Regions from separate parts of the Homo sapiens genome. Here region 2 is linked to region 1. The links are chromatin loops, found by intact Hi-C in ENCODE. Cell type or tissue: K562. All regions are shown on one strand. Links, peaks and the distances in the headings refer to the core of each region. The heading gives the core; the rest is flanking DNA.

The links. Hi-C counts contacts between places; a loop is a spot of excess contacts. Peaks named below come from ENCODE experiments on the same cell type or tissue, not always from the same donor. Only the 100,000 strongest peaks of a DNase experiment are listed, where the experiment ranks them.
Region 2: a loop joins it to region 1, with 2.3 times the contacts of the local background. A loop is called at or near these places in 4 of 110 quality-filtered maps.

Annotation. Positions count from the first base shown.
Region 1 is chr7:139,912,517-139,920,849 of GRCh38, reverse strand. All of the region lies in intron 4 of TBXAS1 (thromboxane A synthase 1), which reads right to left. Among named protein-coding and RNA genes, the nearest start is that of TBXAS1, 87 kb to the right of the region's middle. RefSeq lists enhancers at 3,643-3,942, 3,845-5,044, 5,946-7,145. In K562, for the core only: no CTCF peak of the experiment used is centred there; DNase peaks (open chromatin) are centred at 2,149, 4,249, 4,569, 6,379 and 1 weaker place.
Region 2 is chr7:139,997,535-140,005,867 of GRCh38, reverse strand. The region is part of intron 9 of TBXAS1 (thromboxane A synthase 1); the gene reads right to left. Among named protein-coding and RNA genes, the nearest start is that of PARP12, 61 kb to the left of the region's middle. RefSeq lists an enhancer at 3,186-3,245 and a silencer at 7,592-7,792. In K562, for the core only: CTCF peaks have their summits at 1,754 (motif pointing right) and 3,394 (motif pointing right); DNase peaks (open chromatin) are centred at 327, 1,777 and 3,407.

The sequences.
Region 1 (8,333 bases), core at 79-8,078:
GTCTGTCCTACTGCACTCATGGGAGCAGTGCCTGGTCTCAGGAAGGAGTGTCCTACTGTGATGTGTAATGAAGTTAGACCTCATCAGCCAAACAATGGTTTTCAGACAGTGGTCACATTTTAAGAGAGGTGTTAAGAGCTGACAGGAATCCTTTGGCCCTGTTTTAATTTGGGTTTTTAATCTCAAGCTGGTAACTGGGGTTGCCGCCCTTTGATGACCACACGTTGCGGGTGGATTGCAGTTTCTCTCTCACAGGCTCACGTTAGGCTGCTTGACTTGGGATGATCACACTGCCTTCCTTGGCATCTCTTGCAAGTGTCCTCTGAGACCAGGTTAAAAACTTCCTTTTTTAACATGGATCCCATTAGGATATCAAAGGGTGACATTTGTGGTCATGTCTCCTCCTTCAAAGGGTGGCCCCTTTTAGGGCCTATGGGCCCTTTGTTTCCCATTTCTAAAAGAGGCAGGAAGGAGAAGGTGAGCAGAGAAAGTGAAAAGTCATTAGAGGGGTGACAACAGGTAAGAGAGGAAAGTGTGGTTTAACTTTGCCCCTTCTGCCCCTCTTCAAAGGCTAGATTAGTGCTGGCAGCCAGAGGGGGACAGAAAACCCAGCAGAGGGACCCCTCGTTGTCTTTACTTGCTCTGCTTCAAATAGCCATGCCTTGGGCATTTAGGAAGATGTGGATGAACCCCACACAGAATGTGTCAAGACCACAGTCTCTGACCCTCCCTGGCCATCCCACAGCAGGAGCTGAATGGCTGCTAGCTTCAATGATCTTGAGCTGGGTTTGCTGCACTTTATGTTTAGGGCTGTACAAGCTCTGCTCTGAATGGTGTCTGTGATTATGCTGTGAATAATGATGGAGCAACTACTGTGTGCCAGGTGCTGTACTGGGACTGGAACTATCAAGACAAAGAATGGAGGGTGGGAGTGGGGTGGCCTATATCACCAATACTTGTCCATCTTACAGCAAACACAGTACTTTTCATATTATTTCATCAACTCTTGGGTCATTCTCCAGCAATTAGGAAACACTGCCCTGAGGAGCAGGTTATTGAAGAAAACCAACACCTCGGCATTCCATGGGTGCATGAAGACAGCAGCCACTTACTGAAGGTTTCTCATGCACCAGCCCAGTGATTCTCGACTGGCCTGGTAAAGCCACACAAGAACCACTGGCTCCTTCCAGAGTGTTGCAAATGCATGGAATGCATTTCTGCTGTAACCGGGTTCATGTATTATCGGGAGAAAGGGATGAAAGGCATGATAGAATATGAAGCTATAGCCACAAATGTTTTCTTGTGTTCTGGAACATGCAAGAAATGGACTCAAGATCTAGATGATCTCTGGGATGACTTGACAGATGATCAACAGTTCTGAAACAGCCACACAAGGCTGAGAGGCCAGCTGAACAGAGCGAGGTGCTTCTAAGGACTCCAAGAGATAGTGTTATACCTCAGTGGTTGTAATGTGAGTACAGAGAGCCAACTTGTTTATGCCAACTAGTCTGCAAAAATATTAATATCAAAAAGAGGACCACGGTCACAAAGACTAGGTACCACTGTTACAAACGTTGTTTCTAATTCTCACACAACCAGGCACAGATGAGGACAGCCATCGTGCAACTTGTCCCCTTCCCACCTGGAGACGTGAAAGACCTGGCACTGTCCCCTCATTATATTATAATCAACTGAGACTCAAGAATTCTGTCACTTGTATAACCCCAAATTCTATACTTGAGGCCATTGTCAATTTATATCTATTGCTATCTGGCTGTACAAAGATTTGAACCAAATAGGGCTTATATTTTGGTGGTTTGAAATAGTAAAGGTGTCCCTTTTACTAAAAATAGAGTATAAAAAAATTAAAATGTAAAAAAAAAATACCAAAAATGAAAACAGTAGTGGTCTTACTCTTCTACATGTCAGTTTTCATTCATTCCCTCTGCTGGTAGAAGGTGGCCATAGATTTGACATCATCTTCGCTCTCTCTGTGGGAGAGTGTGACTGGCCTGAGAGAATGGCCTCCGGGTGAGGTTGTGAGATGTGTCCACAGCTCGAGGGGTCAGCTCAGGGGCATGTGGTGGCTAAAAACAAATTTGGGCTCTATCTGCCTAGTCAGCTTCAGCTGCTGGAAAGGGGCCTCTTCTAATTATGGCAGTCCTGCCTGACGGAGTTCCAGCATTTTATCCACTGGGGAGGAGGAGGAAGCCAGGCGCTTGGAACTGTGCTTCTATCAGCCCCAAAGCTGACAGTGAGGGCCCCTCCTGAGCGGGGAAGGGAATCTGGGGGCTTGTTAACTCTTATCTTTGCAGGAAACTCTCCAACAGATCTCAGCAGAGTTTCTGGCCAGAAGCAGTGTTCAAGAAGGACAAGGGTGTTCCTGATATTGCACTTGACATGCTTGGCTGCGAGAATAAATTTTCCTGAGGGGGCCTAAGAGGGGCTTGTTCCTTGTACCTGAAGCTCCAAGTGGCTCTATGGGACGCTGGTGGGACTCCGTGGCTCCCTGTGGCTGCCAACGGTCACGTGAACTGGGCACCAAACAGACCTTAGGGATTAGCTAGTCTAATGTATTTTACACAGGAGGAAATTGAGAATCAGGAGGTTAAAGGATTGTCTGAAGGCCACACAACTAATAAGAGGTAGCAAATCTGGAATCTGATTTCATTTCTTTAAACTAAAATCAAAGACATTTCACCATACTACTGAGCTATGGCTTAGAAGAGGGAAAATGGGAAGAAGAAAGGGAATGTCATAAGAAGGAGATTGGGGCGGAGAAAGACAGGGAGGATCAGGACTTAGTCACTTGATTTCCATGGAATGTTCTGGAATATATCCATTGAGAGATAAGAATTGATTTTATGGTTTATTTCTCTATTCTCATGCCTAAATTGTAGATATTAATCTCCTGGTTTACACACTTATTTCTACTTCTGCCACGACAAAAGTTAGGGAAATATGGCATAAATATCAGAGCAAGCTTTTACTAATTTCTTTTTGTTAAAAAAATATATAAAGATAGCTTCCTGCTGAACCAAGAGTCTAGTAAGACACAAAAATATGAAATCATTTTCAACAAGGTCTTGAAATTTTAGAAAAATCTCTGCAAGGCAGAGAGAAGTACATTTGAGCATTGAGAATCAACACCACTTAACACTATTCCTGTGTTCCCAAGGCATCACAAGACACTCAGTACTTTTAAAGATGTTAGAATTAAAACTTAGCTACCATGTTGGAAACGAAGCTCAGTGTGTTGTACTGATTAAATGTAATGCCATGGATCTGGCTTTTCTAGGACTTAGCCATGTCCAGACATTAGAAAAGCAGGTGAAATGGGAGACCTGCAGGGGACAGGCATCCCATTGCGACTGTCACCTGGGAATTCCAATGGGGCAGCCCATCCTGCAACAGGAAGCTTCCAGTTCAGATTGGAGGGTTTCCTATGCACAGCAAAGACCTTTCGCCATACCACTGGGCTATGGCTTAGAAGAGGGGGAAATTAAAAGAAGAAAGTGGGTGTTATAAGAAGAAGATTGCGGCAGAGAAGGAGACGGAGGTCACATAAAACAAAGAGGCCTCAAAATAGAGACGGGGGCAGGCAAATGAGGTTGCACACCTGTGTTTCTGGTTTCACTGCCCTCTGTAGTCTGTTTGTGCTTTCAGGAAGAACTTCTCCCTTGCTCAGAGCTGTAGACCCGTAATGTGAGTTGACCTTTCTCAAGAAATGCACAGCTAAAAAAAGTTGGCAAGGTTTGACTGAAGCCATGAGAGCTTCCCTAGGTCATGCATGGCAACCACTCTCACAAGTAAAATCTTGATGCACATGTTTGAACATCTGAGTGTCTTCATTTACTCAATGTTTGATTTAAGAGAAAGAGAACCAGGAACTCCAGGTGAACAGTTTTCAAAAACTGTCAGTGGTTACAGGTGTAGGAATGAGTTCAAGGGGGGCGGTTTTATGGCAAGTCTGCCAAGGGCCCCTCTCTCCTCAATGGATGCCAGCAGGCGGGTCCCTGTGGCCCCCGCACAAGGGCGTCTGACTCACCTGTAGCCCTGAATTGAGCTTTCCTTGCCAATTAGCTCTGCAATGAGCCAACATACTCTTTTCTTCCTTCGATAGGAGGCTGCTGCAGATACAGAGGACAGGAAGGTTTCCAGTGACTAATTTGCCTATAACTTTAGTCATCTTCACCAATGCCAAGGAGTTTGTGGTTTCACAGTGACTCATCCTGCAATGTTCACAGCTGTGTGGAGAGCGAGTGAAGCAGCCCCTGAGAGGCTGAACCTGGGGCAGCCAGGGTGCCGGGTATTGATGGTTCGGGATAAAACCACCCACCACGTCCATCACATGGCTTTGGACGTGACTCTTGTGTGTCAGTGGTGTGGCTCGACCTGTGCCTGGAGAGGTGACCTCTGTGTTGCTCATGAGGACCTGAGAGATGGCACTCCATACTGCCACTCCAGACCAGAACCCACATCTCCAAAGCACTAGGCTTAGTGTTTTGACACATCCCTGACATGCCTATCTGACCAGACCAAGCTAACATGGGCCAAAGACTGGCTTACCTCTTATCACCCTTCCCACAGCTCCCTAACTCTAGGCCTTGATAGGAGGCCAAGAACAAGAAGTTCTGCCTCTGGTTGTGACCATTTCTGCTGAGTCATGTGGACTCAGCTCCATTTTCCACAGATATTTAAAAAAGAGCTGCCCTATGGTTTCATTAGGTACCGTACCTGACAGCAAAGAAGAGCTCATTGAAAATATCTAAATAGAAACATCCGAGTCCTGATGTACCAGGACGACTGAGCTTCTATAAGTGCCAAGAAGATTGATTTGGGTTTAATGATAAGCTGTGGTTGCACCATCATGGAGCAGTTTCAGGAAGCACTGAGGACATTGATAGAGACCTACAAGGTCCACGTGGAAAATGAGCAAGATGAAGCAGAGACATTGCACAGACTCCAGAGGCCCAAAAACTGTGAATGGGAAAGCATGACATTAAGAACTGCCGCTCCGGATCCAACCCACAGTCTGCTCCAGCCAGTGTTCTGGAGTTTGGAAAAGAATATTTCACAGGATGATATTTGAATTCACACATTTGTTCAATGTTGTTGTATGTCAGGGAGCTCCCTGTTGCATCACCCCCACCTCCAGTGAATATGCTCTATGGATCCCTCATGGGATGCTTACGGCTCATGTCAAATTTCAGAGCTAAATCCAGCTTCCCAAATCAGGGCCCTTCTCCACCAGGCTGTCCAGGGACAAAACTCAACGTAACTCAAGCCTGAATTTGTGAGCAGACATGGGCTCTCCCTGTTGGAGAATGAGAGCATGCATTATTTAAATTCCTTTTCACTTAATTTATCAAACTAATATGCCGAGGTATTTTCTGTATCACAAGGGACCGTTTGGTAGCAGCCTGCATGGAGTAAGCATTTAATGTTTACCGAGTGAATGTATAATAAAGCTGAATTGCTGAACGCTTAAGTAAACATGGCCTATTAGAGGGAAGGCAACGTGGTGTCAGTAAGGAGAAATCACGTCTCACTAATCTCCTTGAGTTCTTTGAGCAGATAAATAAGCATATGGATAAGAGGGAACCACAGAACCCAATTTAATTTGACTTTCAAAAACCTGTGAGAAAATCCCACTTTAAAGACTGTTTTTTAAAAAATTGAGTCACTAAGGGTTGTTTTACCATCGATATGGAATTGGCTTAAAGACCATAAACAAAGCTACACATAAGTGGATGCATTCCCAGATGGAAAACTATAAACACTGGGATTTCCTGGAGATCTTATCTATGATGGGTCTTTTTACGTGTTTGTGAATGACCGAGACGAAGAAGACTATATTGCAACTCCAGGTTCAAGTAATACCTCATTCTTCTGGGAGGAATGTCAAGTTGATGGAAATTCCATTCAGTTGGAACAAGAATATATTGGATGCTGAAGAGTCAATATGTGTTTATGTCATGGGGTTTAAAAAAAATACAAGATACAGTTCTTGGCCTTAAAGAGCTAATAATCAAGCTAGAGTGAAAGCCATATCCTCCTTCACTGTAAATACTGGAAGGCACAAGGGGATCAACTGTGACAACGAGTGACACACATGGTGAGCGCTGCCAGAGTTCAGGGAAGGGGAAAAGTGCATGTGGATGGAGGCAGGGAAGGCTTCCTGGAGGAGGCAGTATCTGAGGAGTGTCTTGAAGAACAGCAAGAGTTTGGATGGGTGTGGAAGAGGTGGAGGGTTTTCTTGTGAGAAGCAGTAATGTGTCACCTGCCAAGTACTGTGTAGAGGGAGAGGTTATATGCATGATCCCATGTGGCTTTATGACAGCCCAGTAAGGTGGATCATATCCCCCAACTCCAGGCCTTGAGAGGAGGCCAAGAATAAGAAGTTCTGCCACTGGTTGTGACCATTTCTGCTGAGTCATGTTGATTCAGCTCCACTTTCCATGGATATTTTTAAAAAGAGCTGCCCCAGCTCTTTTTTAAGTTAAGAAATGTGGCCAGGTACAGTGGCTCAGGGCTATAATCCCAACAATTTGGGAGGCCAAGGTGAGAGGATCACCTGAGGCCAGGAGCTCGAGACTAACCTTGGCGACATAGTAAGACCCCCATCTCTGCCAAATTTTTTTTTTTTAAAATTAGCCAGGCATGGTGGCACACACATGCAGTCCCAGCTACCTAGGAGGCTGAGGTGGGAGGATCACTTGGGCCCAGGAGTTTGAGGCTGCAGTGAGCTCTGATCACACCACTGAACTCCAGCCTGGGTGACAGAGCAAGACCGTGTCTCCAAAAAAAAAAAAAAAAAGATATGTGCTCAAGCTCACGTCATAATCAATATGAGCCCCACTGTTACACTGCCTTCAATTCTGAGGCAGTGTCAGCGTGAGCAAGGCAGAGGTCAGGTCTCTCCAGAGCAGGTGAGGGTGAGCAGGGAGAGGCTGGAGTGACGATTTGTATTGGGGAGCAGTGAGAGACAGGGTGGAGCACACACAATGGATCTAAGACACAAGGGCCCTTAAATATCGTCTAGGGAACTTGAACTTAGTCCTGAAGGCTTAATCCTGTGCTGAGTGGAAGAGGACGAAAATTGGAACTCTACTCTGGAGTTTGGGGCACTGGACCTAGTCTGCGTGGAGGGGTGGGTGAGGGGATGGTGAAAGAAATTAGAAACGGCAGACAAATGGCTTGGAGGATAAATTGATCAAAGCTGAGGGCAATATTATTGTGTCCTCCTTGCTTGGACATGTGCATTGAGTATGTCTGCCCCTAGCAGGCCAAATCATTGACCTCTTCTAGGTCAGCTCTCAGGGTCACATGTCCTGGTATCATGGGAGGAAATATGGAGACACCAGTTGGCAAGTGCCGTCTCATGGCTTAGGGGCTCAGACAGTCTCAAGTGCTATGACAGGCTCCTGGGAGTACCTTTACTGCTTGCCAGGATGTGGCTTGGTGGTCCGTGCACTTTGACTTATTGGCTTCTCCAACTTCTTTAATCAGCACTCCTTGCTGAGGCTGATGGAGCAACAAGCTACAGCTGCATTTAATAATCAGAATCAGTTTCTTGACAGACGGCTTCCAGGGGACTTTGAGCGAGGAGATAGCAATGCAGTGTTTGGGAAAGAGAATCTAGAGGCAGCAGAGAAGCAGTTAAACTTCTGCAATTCCTTCGGCCATCCTGAAGGGATGGAGGTAGCAGGCCAGCCGCCTCCCTCCAGGCCACATCCCTCTAGAGGCCACGTGATGTCTGGAGTTGGGCATGATGCTCTGGGGCTGGAAGAAGATGAGCAAATTTTGGGTGAGTGGCCAATTACTCCACTCAACCTTGACATCCTGAAATGTCACTGAGGCAGCTGTCACAGCTTTGGCAGTAAAAAGAGCTCTAGACTTAAGTTGAGAGATGGCACATGAATCCCTGCTCTTCCTCGTGTTAAGCCATGTTACCAGGGTTGATCATTTAGCCTCTCTGAACCTTAGTTTCTTTGTCTATAAAATAGAGATGATAATTGTACTCATCTCATAAGCTCTTGCGATGACAAGGACACACTCTGGATGGCTCACCTAGTTCGGAACACAGGCAGGGGGACTTTCTCTAATTTCTTTAAGACTCAGCCCCAAGCACCTCACACCCAATAAGCTTTCCTCTGTCTGCATCCTGGTGGCCTGGGCTCCCCACCTCAGGAGCACTCACCACACTGCATTGTGCTGGTCCCTTTCCTTGTCTGCCTCCCTCACTAAACCGAGAGTTCCTCGAGGGACACTGTCTCTTTACAGTCAGCACCTACACAGTGCCTGGCATATGGTAGGTATGAAAAAGTTTG
Region 2 (8,333 bases), core at 57-8,056, 85 kb before region 1:
TGGAAGGGCAGGGGCCAGGACACATGGAGTCTTGAAGTCCATAGCCAGTATCGTAGCTAATCTATGATGACATAGCCATTCAACATATTGCAGCTGTTTAATGATGCCTATAAGCCACGTTGCAGAAATTATATGTAGTTTAATCCCATGTCTGTGACTGTTTATGAATTTAGAGGGCCAGGGTGGCATTCCTACTTTGTCATAAAAAATAACAAGGTTTGGATGGTTTTCCCAAAGCTCTCCCGTCTGCATTTCTGGGAACGGTTCTAACTTTAGAAGGTTATCACCCAACCCCACACTTCCCACTCCCATCACAGGCCACTGGGGCAGCTGGCTGAGCAAGTGACCAATGAAAAGGGCTCTGTGCGGGGGTTAATCCTCTGTGGCGCTGTCTTGAGAGTCTTCATAACTTTATCTTTTATTTATTTATTTTTTTTTTGAGACAGAGTCTTTTTCTGTCGCCCAAGCTGGAGTGCAGTGGTGTGATCTCGGCTCACTGCATCCTCCACCTCCCGGGTTCAAGTGATTCTCCTGCTTCAGCCTCTCAAATAGCTGGGATTACAGGCATCTGCCACCATGCCTGGCTAACTTTTGTATTTTTAGTAGAGATGGGGTTTCACCATGTTGGCCAGGTTGGTCTCCAACTTCTGACCTCAAGTGATCCGCCTGCCTCGGCCTTCCAAAGTGCTGGAGTTACAGGCGTGAGCCACTGCACCCGGACGTAACTTTATCTTTGAATCTGTGCTTTGGAAGCCTGGCTTATGCATGGCTCCACCTGTGGCTGCCTCCCACGACCAGCTCTCAGCTGCCTGTGCTCTCCACCTGGCTTCCCCCTTTCTGCCCTGACCTATGGCCACTGTTGCTGTCCACACTTCACAGGGTCCTGGGTACAGGCACAGAGAGGGCCAGGATAGGGTGCATGCACCCTGCAGCATCTCGGGTTGGCATGGTGGTGGCCGTCCCTGCCCTAGGCTGGCAGCACACAGTGTATGTGGCGGGGCCGGCCGGAGGCTGTTTCTCGATGGGGGCAAACCTCTGCCCACCCCTAGCCCAGGTACTGAGGGTGTCATAGCACAGAGGTTTAGAGATCCTTGGAGGTTAGTCTGCTGTGGCTGGCTGGGGAAGGCTGTGGAAAGGGGAGACAGCTGGACCAATTTCCCTAGATCCTGCCTCCCTGGCTGGGTCTCAGTGCATGTGTCTGGTGGCTGACAGGGCCCTTGGATGCCTGGAAGGGTCTGGACTCCCCCCGCTCATCCAGTATGTCCAGGCCTGAAAGAACATCCCCGTTGGGCAAACCTGGAGGCAACTTGTCTTCCTGCTTCCAATCTTTATGAGTTTGGTTTGTGTTTGTCTCTTCTGGCCAACAAGTCACAAACACCAATTGTGTAATTTCAGTGGTTCTGCATATAAGTTAAACGCTCTGAAATTTACATTTAAAACTGGCATTGTTTGATATAAAGATGAATGGTAAAATGCTTGCTAATAATTTAACATTGAGTTTTCTTTACTTAGAACAACAGTAAATGGAAAATAAAAAGCACCATGACAAGTCGAAAAAGAGACTGCAGAAGAAACAAAGAAGCTCGCTGAGTACCACGATGGACACGTCCCCCTGCTTTGGGAATAAAGGCTACCACGCTTTTATTTCTCACTGGGCCTCACAGATCCTGTAGCCAGCCCTGCAGGCCAAGATTGACTGGCCCAAAGGGGCCAGTCTGGAAATTTCGATCTGGGACAAAGAAAAAAGTTTTTCTCCAGCAGGTGGCGATTGAACACAGGGAAGTGGAGACCCATTGTTGGCCACATTCGGCCTTGTGGATTAATGAGCAGAAAACAGCAGTTGGCCTCAAGAAAGAAGAAATGAATCAGATGTATACAACAAAGCAGAAGCAAAGGACAGAGAGACCATTTCTCGGTGCCCCATGGAGTTCCAGTTCCTGTTGCCATCTGCTCCTGGCAGGTAACCCTGTGGGTGGCATCTTGGTCCCTTCCAACAAGTTCTCACTTGCAGCTGAAGTTAGCAACATTCTGAATTCCATTGTCTGCAACCAAACGAATCTTAACAAATGCAGGAATATGCATGTATCAAACAAGAAACAGAGGTGCGGTACACAAAAATAGGGAACTATATCTCAAAAAGAAAAACTGGATCTGGAAGCAGCATCCCTAATGGGTAAATGGTGTTGGTTCCCCGAAGAAAACTGTATGGCTTGTAAGTTGTCACGGTTTGTCAAAGAAAGAAAATTTTTAAAGATAGGCTAAGCGAATTTTGTATTAGAAAATCAAAGTCTTTACTCTTTCCCTAGATAGGCTTTTCTCTTTTTAACTGTGCTTCTAGGCTTTTAGATCAAGATGCACATGTAGGCCAGGTGCGGTGGCTCACGCCTGTAATCCCAGCACTTTGGGAGGCCGAGGTGGGTGGATCACCTGAGGTGAGGAGTTCAAGACCAGCCTGGCCAACATGATGAAACCCTGTCTCTACTAAAAGTACAAAAAATTAGCTGGGCATGGTGGTGGGTGCCTGTAACCCCAGCCACCCTGGAGGCTGAGGCAGGAGAATCGCTTGAACCGGGAGGTGGAGGTTGCAGTGAGCTGAGATCACAGCCTAGGCATCAAGAGCAAAACTCCATCTCAAACAAACAGACAAACAAACAAAAAGATACGTATGTAAAGACCATCTTGGTTCAGCAGTTCTCCATGTGGCTGCATGTTAGAAACAGCCAGCTTTTTTTTTTTTTTTTTTGAGACGGAGTTTCGCTCTTGTTGCCCAGGCTGGAGTACAATGGCCCGGTCTCGGCTCACTGCAACCTCTGCCTCCTGGGTTCAAGCAATTCTTCTGCCTCAGCCTCCCGAGTAGCTGGGATTACAGGCACCCACCACCACGCCCGGCTAATTTTTGTATTTTCAGTAGAGATGAGGTTTCACCGTGTTGGTCAGGCTGGTCTCGAACTCCTGACCTCAGGCAATCCGCCTGCCTCGGCCTCCCAAAGTGCTGGGATTACAGGTGTGAGCCACCGCGCCCAGCCAGAAACAGCCAGATTTTTATATGTTTTAGTATAGATGGATGCTTGGGCCCTACTCCCCAGTGTTGGTCTGAGGTGGGGCCTGGGCACCAGCTCTCCCTTTTTAGCCCCCTGGCTGTCCTAATGTGCACTCAGGGGCATAGGTCTTTCCGACTGTCTGTCTGAGACCTACCCTAGCGCTTCTCCACACCTGAGGAATGAACGGATGAGGCAGAAGGACGCACACACCTCCATGTCTTAGTCGAACCAGCGAGACAACAAAACTCAAGTCCCTATCCCACTCACTGGCTGGTCCACCCAGCAGTTGCTGGCTTTGTCTGCAGCTTTCAGGAATAGCAGGGACAGAACGGTCCTGAGCAAATTCTGCCAGCAGAGGGCAACAAGCGCATGCTAAATGAGGACTCCCCGTCCCGGGAAAGGACCTTGGAAATCCTCCCAGCCATCCTTCCTTGACAGAGAGGAGAAAAATGAGGCCCAGAGAGGAAGGCCTGTGAACCCAAAGTCTCAACATAGAATTTATTATAAGTCCTCTTTCATTCAGCAGTTCCTCAGCGGGCACCTTGGATGGGTCAGGTGCGGGACCAGGTGCTGGGGGTCCAAGGAGGCTCTGTCCATTGAGGAAACCGATTCCTAAACAAATCATGACATGGATGTGTAAAGTGTTATCGAATGTGCTTACGAGGAATGCAAAACCAGTTCTGTTTAGGAGATCCTTCATTTACATATTCAAGGAATACATATGGAATTGGCGAGCATGATTCACCAGGCACTGTGCTAGGCCCGGGAGACGTAACTTTAAAATGCACGGACATGTCCTAGCCTCTCGGAGCTTCCAGTCTATCAGGATGCAAACAAGTGGATAAGGGTGAGATGGGAGAACAGATGAGAGACACACATCTCCCACATTTGGGATCAGGGACTCTGTGAGGAGGAAGCGACAATGTCCAGGCTGAGATTTTTAGGATGAGTGAGAATAAGCCAGTGAAAAGTGGATGGCCTTGTTCAGAGGCTGCTGCAACCAACCTAAAACAAATATGAATCAATCAGGGAACTGTGAATCCAACAGGATATTTGATGCTCTCAAGGAATGAACATTCATTTTGGTTTTAGTTGATAATGGTATTGTGGTCATGTTTAGAAAAGAATTCTTATCGGCCAGTCACGGTGGCTCACGCCCATAATCTCAGCACTTTGGGAGGCCAAGGCAGGGGGTGTCACTTGAGGCCAGGAGTTCGAGACCAACCTGGGCAACATGGTGAAATCCCATCTCTACTCAAAATAGAAAAATAGCCAGGTATGGTGGTGGGCGCCTGTAATCCCAGCTACTTGGGAGGCTGAGGCAGGAAAATTGCTCGAGCCTGGGAGGTAGAGGTTGCGGTGAGCCGAGATAGTGCCACTGCACTACAGCCTGGGTGACAGGCCCTTGGCACACCTGGTCCTCTGTCAGTACATCCAGGCACCAACGTTACCAACAGCTAGTGAGGGTGCTGTGGGTCTGCTGGGCCTGGAGTGTCTCAAAAATGTGGGGGACTGAGCAGAATATTCTCTTATTTCAAGCCAGGAAGCACCTGAAGCTTCTATGTTTCCAAAAGATAACATGAAAAGCCATCCCCCAGGGTTCTCTCTGCCTCCTGTTTCAAAGGCCAAATTACTGAGAATTAGAGCTGGGGGGAAATCTCAAAATCAACCTTTGCTGTCCACACCCAATGAGGAAGCCCCCCCTGCAGCGCCTCCCCTTGACCTTGGCCTGGCTTTGGGTCCCACAAGGGAGGCAAAGGGCAGGGTTCTGTTCCGGGTCTGTAACCCTTAGCCATGGCCTTGGGCCAGTCGTCAGGACAGTATCTACAGGACCCCTCGTCTGTAATGCTGTCCCACCCATCTTGCAGAGTAGAGTGAACAAGAAGATGAAGGTGGAAGTCTTTGGCAACTGGAAAGTACCTCCTAAGCAGGTGATATTTCTGTTTGAACACATTCAGTGGCGGGAAAGCTTATTTCAACATGAGGCGCTCTGCTCTCTCTATTGAACTAGGCTAATAGGATGTGTTAAGGGAGAAAGAAATTCTAAAATCCTATCAAATTCATTTCAGCTGGGACTTATTTTATAAAATAACTGCTCTTAGAGGGTTGAAAATTAAATATTGGGAAACATGGAAATAAAATAAACAGAATCTTTACCTAGTGATTTACATTCTCAAACCAGAGTTTCTTCATTTTGGGGGAGACTTTTTCATATGTAGTTGATTTTCAATGGGCAGTAACTTCTAATTTTATTCCTAAGATTCTTGGTCTCTTAGTCTTTCCATCATATAGTTTAGGATCTAGAAACCAATATGTGTTTGTTTATTTTCTTGCTCTGTGGCCCAGGCTACAGTGCAGTGGTGCTGTCATAGCTCACTGCAGCCTTGAACTCCTGGGCTCAAGCGATCCTCCTGCCTCAGCCGCCAGAGTAACTGGGACTACAGGTGCAAGCCACCATGCCTGTCTAATTGTTTTTTGTTTGTTTGTAGAGATGCGGGGACATCTCACTATGTTGCCCAGGCTTGTGTTGAACTCCTGGACTCCAGTGATCCTCCAGTCTCAGCCTCCTAAAGTACTGGGATCACAGGCATGAGCCACTCTGCCTGGCCCAATATTTAAATACATTTAAATACAATAGATTAACCTGATGGTTTAGGGAACTAACTCTATGGGCAATCTATCGATAAATCCTTTTATGTAGGAAATAACAGTACTGCCCTCTCCTATTAATCTCTTTTCTATATTTATCATTTTGTGTATCATTTTCTCTGAAAGCTAGACACACACACACAGTCACACACCTACACATACGCCACACACTGGGTGTGTGTGCAGATGTCATCTGGAGTATAAATGAGAAAAAGAAAATAAAAATGTCATTGCTTTCACAAAGATTTTTCCTGGAGATTCACGGACCTAATAGAAAAATTATCATTTTTCTATGTTGTTAAAGGAAATAGAAGCAGAGGTGGCTTCAGTTTTCTTCTTCAGAGCAGTAGGAACAGCAGCATCTGTAGTAGTTATGCCTACCCAGCTGTCACTAGACTTGGTCTTATACTAAGAAGTAGGCCAAGTGATGCTGGCCCTTGCCCTCTAGAAGCCGGAGCTGGAAATCCCTTAAGCACGAGGACAGCTTGGGGCAATACAGCCATATGAAGAATAAAGATTTCCATTCACTCTGATTCTCCAGGGACCGTGGGACTATAATATGAAACCAAGCCGTGGAAAATGGGGTGACCTTCGCTTTGCCCTTCTGACCATAAACCAGAGGCAAAGCCCCTCACCCTTGCAACTGGTTTTTTGGAGACAGAGTCTTGCTCTATCCCCCAGGCTGGAGTGCAATGGTACAATCTCGGCTCACTGCAACCTCCACCTCCCGGGTTCAAGCGAGTCTCATGCGTCAGCCTCCCAAGTAGCTGGAATTACAGGCGCTCACCACCATGCCCACGTAGTTATTGTATTTTTATAGAGACGGGGTTTTACCATGTTGGCCAGGCTGGTCTTGAACTCCTGACCTCAGGTGATTCACCCACCTCGGCCTCCCAAAGTGCTGGGATTATAGGCGTAAGCCATGGCGCCCGGCCAGCCCTGAGTTCTTATGGCAAGGTTGGGAGGGAGCTGAGGTTCTCTGAGCTCTGACATTTCACCTTCTAGATCCCATAGCTCTGTTGTCTGAGTGGGTCCAGTGAGCAGTTTCAAGGCTTGCAGGGAGATACGATGGAGGTTTGGTTATGAGAGGGGGTGATAAATCTTTCCATCCACATTGCTGGCTTCCCTGGCCAATGCCCAGAAAGTTCTCTGTGCTAGCTTCAATAATTTGGCAGATTTAGATGTTGAAATTCATCCATACTCGAGAAAAAGTAATTAAGAGAGTGTACATGGCATCTATTTATACCTGCTTTAGAAGGGGACAGAACCCGTCTCATAAAAACACAGAGATTTTTCCAGGTGTTTTTGTACTCTGAGGCCCAGGCCATTAAGGGATTAGGTGCAGAGATGTAATGAAAAAACATAAACCAGGCTGCGTGCGCACACAAACACACAACCCACGGGGCATCAGTCTTCTCCATGATGGCTCTGGGCTGAGCTTCACTGACAGTGCTGACCTGCTGCAGAAATTGCTGTCTGCAGAGATCTAGAATAATAATAGTGTTTTGCCTTGTGAAACACTTTATTGCTCACCAATGGATTTTTACATCCATTATACCATTTGGTCTTCACAACCACACTGTGAGGTAGGTAGAGCAGCTTTTATTGTCTATTTTATAGATGAAAAAAAACCAGATATTTGGAGAGGTGAAGTGACTTGTCCCAGGTCGCACGGCCAGTTAATGGTAGAGTTGGAACTGAATCCAGGTCTTCAAATTCCAAGCCTTTTCCATTACCTGGGCCTACCTGGTCTTACCTTCCCTCCCTCCAGCCTTCCCTCCCTTCCTTTCCTCTTGTACATTTTATGGAAGAATAACACGCATATGGAAAAATATGACACAAACACAAACTTAGAGCTCAATGAATTTTCACACTGTAAGCATTCCTGTGTAACCAGCACTTAGACCAAGACAGAACCTTCCAGCACTTGGAAGCACACCCGTGGCCTCTCCCGGTCACATGCCCCTCAGTAGTAACCACTGTCTTGACTTCTAACACGAGAGATTACTTTTGCCTCTTTGTCTTGAACTTCCTATAAATGAAATATTTCCATGCAGGCTTTTCGGTCTGCCTTCTTTTGCTCAGTTTCATGTCTGTGACAGTCACCCATGTTGTGTGTTGTGGTGTGTTCATCCTCATGATTTGGTGCTCCATTGGGTGAGCTGCCCCGATTTATCCATCCTTTTCCTTGTCAATGGACATTTGAGTTGTTCCCAGGTTGGGGGCCATTATGAATAAAGCCTTATGAACATTCTTGTTTATGGCTTTTGGTGAACAGAGTACAGGTTTCTGTTGGGTGTACATCTGGGCATGGCACTGCCGGGTCATGAGGGATGTGTATGTTCAGCTTTAGTAGATATTGCAAACAGTTTGACAGACAGGTTGTTCACACTGCCTAAAATTTTAACAGTGAATCAGTTGAAAAGCAGCCTGTTGACATCCTAGTTTCTTCTATTTACTCTAACTGCAGGCTCCTCCCCAGTTTCTTCTCCCTTCCTTGCTAATATTCTGAAATGTAACCACTATCTCTATTCCAGGAAAGGACTGAGAGAAAGAAATAGGGCATTGTTTTGGGAGCTGAGTTATTTATTCATATAGTGTGTGTGTATAGTGGGGGGAGGGGGAAATAGGAACAAATAAAAC